Regions from separate parts of the Homo sapiens genome. Here region 1 is linked to region 2. Evidence: read pairs that join two places in POLR2A ChIA-PET (ENCODE). Cell type or tissue: IMR-90. All regions are shown on one strand. Region 1 overlaps BMF (Bcl2 modifying factor). Region 2 holds the start of THBS1-IT1 (THBS1 intronic transcript 1).

Region 1 (2,500 bases), 510 kb before region 2:
GCTGTAATATCACAAAAAGGATCCTAGACTTGTAGGCAGATCTGTTAAAATCCCAGCTCTGCCACTTATAAGTTATGTGTTCGTGGGCAAATCATGTAATCTCTCCAAGCCTTTTTTTTTTTTTTTTTTTTTTGGTGAGACAGCGTTTCGTTCTTCTTGCCAAGCTGGAGTACAGTGGTGCGATCTCGGCTCACTGCAACCTCTGCCTCCGGGTTCAAGTGATTGTCCTGCCTCAGCCTCCTGAGTAGCTGGAATTACAGGCATGCACCACCATGCCTGGCTAATTTTTGTATTTTTAGTAGAGACGGGGTTTCTCCATGTCGGTCAGGCTTGTCTTGAACTCGCGACCTCAGGCGATCCGCCCATCTCGGCCTCCCAAAGTGCTGGGATTACAGGTGTGAGCCACTGCACCCGGCTTAGTCTTGGTTTCTAATACTTACCTTGCCTAGTTGATGTGAAGGGCCTTTAGGAGTTGTGATACAAATAACTATTAAGTCAGGGACAGTTGAGTACTTTTAGAAATATGTTAAAAGATGACTTTAGGATTTTGCTTGGACCTGACTTTGTAATTTGGGGAGCTCTTTTGGAAGTTGTACCCGAGTTGGTGTTTGCATGGTTTATTAACTAGCAGCTTCTCTGCCTAGCAGACTGGATCCTTTGTTCAGGGAGCCCCTGATTGCTTCCTGACACTTTGGGATTCTCTAGTTATTAGTGAGTGGTTTTCTGGAACTTAAGCTGGCTAACTAGGTTGCTCAGCGTCTAGATGGGACAGCCCCGGGCAGGGGCCCCAGAGGTTTGCTATAGAGTGAGATGGGTCCCTAGGAAGCCAGCCTCTGTCCCAGGAGTGGGAGGCCCACCTAGGACAGTGCCAGGGGAAGAATGAGGCTGGGGGAGGGACTGCGGAGAGCCAGAGTGCGTGAGAGCCAGCGCCGGGGCTGGGGGCCCTGTGTTTGCTCTGTGGCTGGCTCTGTTTATATCGCTCGCTATATTTAGCTTCTGAGTCATCAGCGTGGCAGACTAGAGGCTGAGTTCCCCACACACTCTGCACCTGACTGCTCTCTCTTCCAGGAGAAGGGCCTTGTAGTTCCGGAGAGTTCATTCCCTCCCCACCAAGGCCTGCCATGGGATGGAAATTGGCTTTTTTTTTTGGAAAGTGGGTGATGGGAGGAGGGGACTAAGGGAGACACAAAGAAAGAAGGTTAAAGAAAAATGACTGGTTTGCCTTTTGATCCATGTCTGGCAGCCAAGAGGTCATGTTCCATGACCAGAGCACACAATCAGTCCGTGTGTGAAGGGGAGGGTTCCATCCTTCCTCCTTGCCTGGTTTGCCTTGACCTGGTCCTGGACAGGACATGAACAGTCAGCTGAAAAGACCCCAAGTCGAGTGTCAGAACCTGGGGTTATTTTGCATAGCATAATACACACAACAGGCTTGTCCCCCGAACCCCCTCCCTCTCCCTTCTTTAACCAGGGCACACACCATTGTGCCCTTCTGAGCTCTGAAGAAGTTGCCCAGTAGTTTGATGGAGCTGTTCTCAGCTTGAAGGAAACTGAGTAAGGGTCTCAGTAGTTCCTCCCTCCAGGCTGTGGAGGTGCAAAACAAGGGTCTGGGGACATGGATGGTGCAGCACAGCTCTGTCCCCGAACCGTACCCCTCAACCCCCAGTGGCTGGAGCCAGTGTCTTCCAGTTGCGTTAGAGGAAGCCTTGCCATCTTCCACTGAGAGCTGGCTGGCTTCGGACTGCTCTTTTTTCCTTAGAGAAGCAATGGGCGTGGCCATGGTGGCTTCAATGTCCTGTTAACACTGCTGGCTGGGCTGAGGAAGCTCTTGGCAAGGAGTCTTTTTTTTCCTTTTCCGTTTTGCCACGTTGCTCGTTCCTCGGGCCTCTGGGTCAGAAGCAGTCTGAGGCAGTGGGCCCACTGGGTCCAAGGGGTTGCCCTCTGGGTTTCAGAATCCTTGGCTTACCCTGGCAGCCTAGAATCCTGAGCCCCATGGCCTGTGGCTGCTGTGGGCAGTCTCAAAGCAGAAAGTCAGGGATCTCCCAGGGATTTCGTGAGTCTGCCGGGAAGATGGTGCTCCCCAGGCCGGCCCTGTTGCAGAGCATATTGAGAGACGTGCTCTGCAAAGCCAGTGAGTCCCAGGTTTTCCTTGTGCTCCCCAGGGAAGGAGGAGCCTGCTCCTTGCAGCCCCCAGGCCCAGTGCTTCATGTATATTTTTCTTACGTAATCACCACAGCAACCTTGGACTTTTAGACTCCATTGCCACTGTGTTATAGGAAACTGAGGCTCAGAGAAGTGAGGTAACATGTCCAAGTCACACCGTAATTTGCTGAGCTAGGCGTCATACAGATTTGATGGATTCTGGAACCATGGTCCAATCGCCCCATACCTGCTGCCCAGCAATCACATTCCGGAAAACAAGGGTACAAGGAAGCACACATTTGCTGCCCCAACCCGCTCTGCCTCATGTGATACTCAGCTAGGTGCTCTTGCTCTTCTC
Region 2 (2,500 bases):
CCGTTCATCTGGGGGCTGGGAGAGTTGCAGAGCCGGATCCTTGTGATCACACCATCACCACATGTCACAGAACAAGATGACCACGGGGACCAGTGGCTCCAGCCACCATCCTGTTTAACTAAAGTACAGAGTTGATGGTCACAAATGGTTTTGGCTTAGAGACAGCCAAATAGAGGCTCCCATCAGGAGCACGCAGAAGTATTTCCAGGAAATGGTCAATGGCAACTAAACCCAGTGTACGGTAGAAATTGGCTCCTGGCCACATGCCCAAATGTCAACATGGAATGTTTTCTACCAGAGAACGGATAAGTTCGCTGTTTTTATGGGTTGCTGTTAATATCCTAACATTTACAGGGTGCTTACCATAAACCAAAACTCAGTGCTAACTGCTTTACATGCAGTATCTAAATAAAATGCTCAAGATAAACTTATCAAGAACTATTATTATCTCCAAGTTGCAAATGAGGAAAGAGCCTCAGAGAGGGTAAGTTGTGTTCAAGGGTGCACAGCTAAGCAGTGGGATTGGGATCCAGAGATCCTAGAACCCGTGTTCTTAATATACATGCTGTGGAGCTGCCCTTGGTGACGACAACAAGGACAGGTCAGTTCTCCACGTCCCTGAGAGGCTAAGATGCTTACATCTCTTGTCACACTCCTGAATGTGGCAGGTCCGTGTCTGGACCGAGGAGCCCTCACATCGGTTGTTGAGGCTATCGCAGGAGCGGCCGCGCTGCTGAATTCCATTGCCACAGCTCGTAGAACAGGAGGTCCACTCGGACCATGGAGACCAGCCATCGTCCGCAGAGTCGCTGGCTGCAGGGGAAACAGAGGTTCATCAGGTACGTGATGATTAGGACAAGCTGTTCTTTAGAGGGCTCTGTTCAGGGCCCTCCACTTGCCAGAGGGTGAAAAGCAATATATTTATTTCTTTTTGGCTTTACTGAGGTATAATTGACAAATATTATATACATTTAAGGTGTATAATGTGATGTTTTGATATACACATATATTGTGATTACCACCGTCAAGCTAATTAACACATCTCCATCATCTTACAGTTACTTTTTTTGGTGATGACTTAAGATCTACTCTCTTAGCAAATTTTAAGCATACAATCCAGTATTATTAACTATGGTCACCATGGTGTACATGAGCTCTCTAGAACATAATATGAGCCGGCACAAAGTTGCAGTTATACAGGATGAAAAGCAACATATTTCTTAGGCCAACGGCCCAGGGGTTTATCCCAGGTCATGATGTGTACAGCAGTGGGGTAATCGGATGCTTTGCCTGGCTCAGTACAGCTGAGCCTTCCCACAGTGTATGCTCTCCTATTCATTGATTTTCTTTCTCCTCTCAGCATTGCAAATGAGTTTTCCTTTACTGACTTAACATATCTGGGTAGGCATTTCCAGTCTCAGACTTCCAAGAATGCGCGAGTATGAGGAAGCTTATAGGAGTCATTTCTGTCAGGGGAGCCATACACCATGTGTTTGACAGATGAGTGTGAAGGCAGCCGAGCTGTTGTTGGTTCTGGCTCCAACTCGGCCGTGAGTTAGTCAGTTTGTTGTTCCTCTCACCCCAGCGTTTGGGGCCTTCTCTGCACATATTGTCATAAGAGGACAGCATGTTTGTTTACCATCTGCCCAGGCACCACGGCTACAATCACATCTAGCTGTATCAGACAGAAGACAAAGAACTTACTTTCTGTGGTCATTAGTTGTAAGTTTTCTTAGCAATCCCTGATTCAAGTTCAAAACTTTGCTACCTCCAGCTAGCTTTGTTCCTTTTAACGCACATGTTAAGTGAATGCGGAACAGAAAATAAATGTAAAAACGACCATTACAGTGCCAATATCGCTAATATGATCCCTGGATGGAATTGGTTATTCTGAGCTGTGACAAGGGTGTGTTTGTGTGTGTGTGCATGTGTGTTTCTGTGTGTGTGAAGGGCAAGTGCTGTTTTCCTGTTTTCTTCCTTATCTTAGTTGTAATGAATCACTTTTATAACTTGTACCTGCTACACTAAGTATTGTCTCAGCAAAGTCATTCATTTTACTGGTAACAAAAGCCAGGGATAACGTGCCATGGAACGATATCGTGCCTTATTTCTTTTGGTGCTCTAGAGCTCAGATTGCTGCTATTCTCTTAGGCCCTCTTATCCCTACAGATGAAAGGGGCAAAACTTCCAGGCCCGATCAGGCCAATGCTTACACAGTAAGCCTGTCAATATCTCTGGTGAGCAGATTTTTCTTAACTCTGTGCCACTAAGGTCAAATTCTAAAAGCAGTCAACTTAGAGCTGTTGCTGCCACGTCTTCATCTCTTTTCCTCAAAGCAAAAAATCAGAATTAATGAGCTATACCAAGATCTTCACTGCCATTACTGCAATCCAGATGGGTAATTACGATGTACTCATAATGGAGTTTTGGCTCTGTACAGCAGATAAGCTGTCAGTTAACCAGCTGCTGCAGCAAGAAACTGAATGGAAGCATGATGGAG

Evidence for each region. Peaks named below come from ENCODE experiments on the same cell type or tissue, not always from the same donor. Only the 100,000 strongest peaks of a DNase experiment are listed, where the experiment ranks them.
Region 1: POLR2A ChIA-PET joins it to region 2 with 12 read pairs; 2 of 35 experiments call an interaction of 5 or more read pairs at or near these places.

Annotation. Positions count from the first base shown.
Region 1 is chr15:40,097,414-40,099,913 of GRCh38, reverse strand. The region is part of intron 4 of BMF (Bcl2 modifying factor); the gene reads left to right. Among named protein-coding and RNA genes, the nearest start is that of BMF, 10 kb to the left of the region's middle. RefSeq lists enhancers at 759-1,328, 1,975-2,488 and a silencer at 1,729-1,778. In IMR-90, no CTCF peak of the experiment used is centred here; a DNase peak (open chromatin) is centred at 1,003; H3K27ac peaks cover 2,376 bases.
Region 2 is chr15:39,585,660-39,588,159 of GRCh38, reverse strand. THBS1 (thrombospondin 1) reads right to left here. Exons shown (of 22, transcript NM_003246.4): 8 at 640-813; 9 at 1-118. It overlaps THBS1-IT1 (THBS1 intronic transcript 1), which reads right to left and starts at 2,034. Exons shown (of 1, transcript NR_186398.1): 1 at 907-2,034. In IMR-90, no CTCF peak of the experiment used is centred here; a DNase peak (open chromatin) is centred at 1,509; H3K4me3 peaks cover 110 bases; H3K27ac peaks cover 206 bases.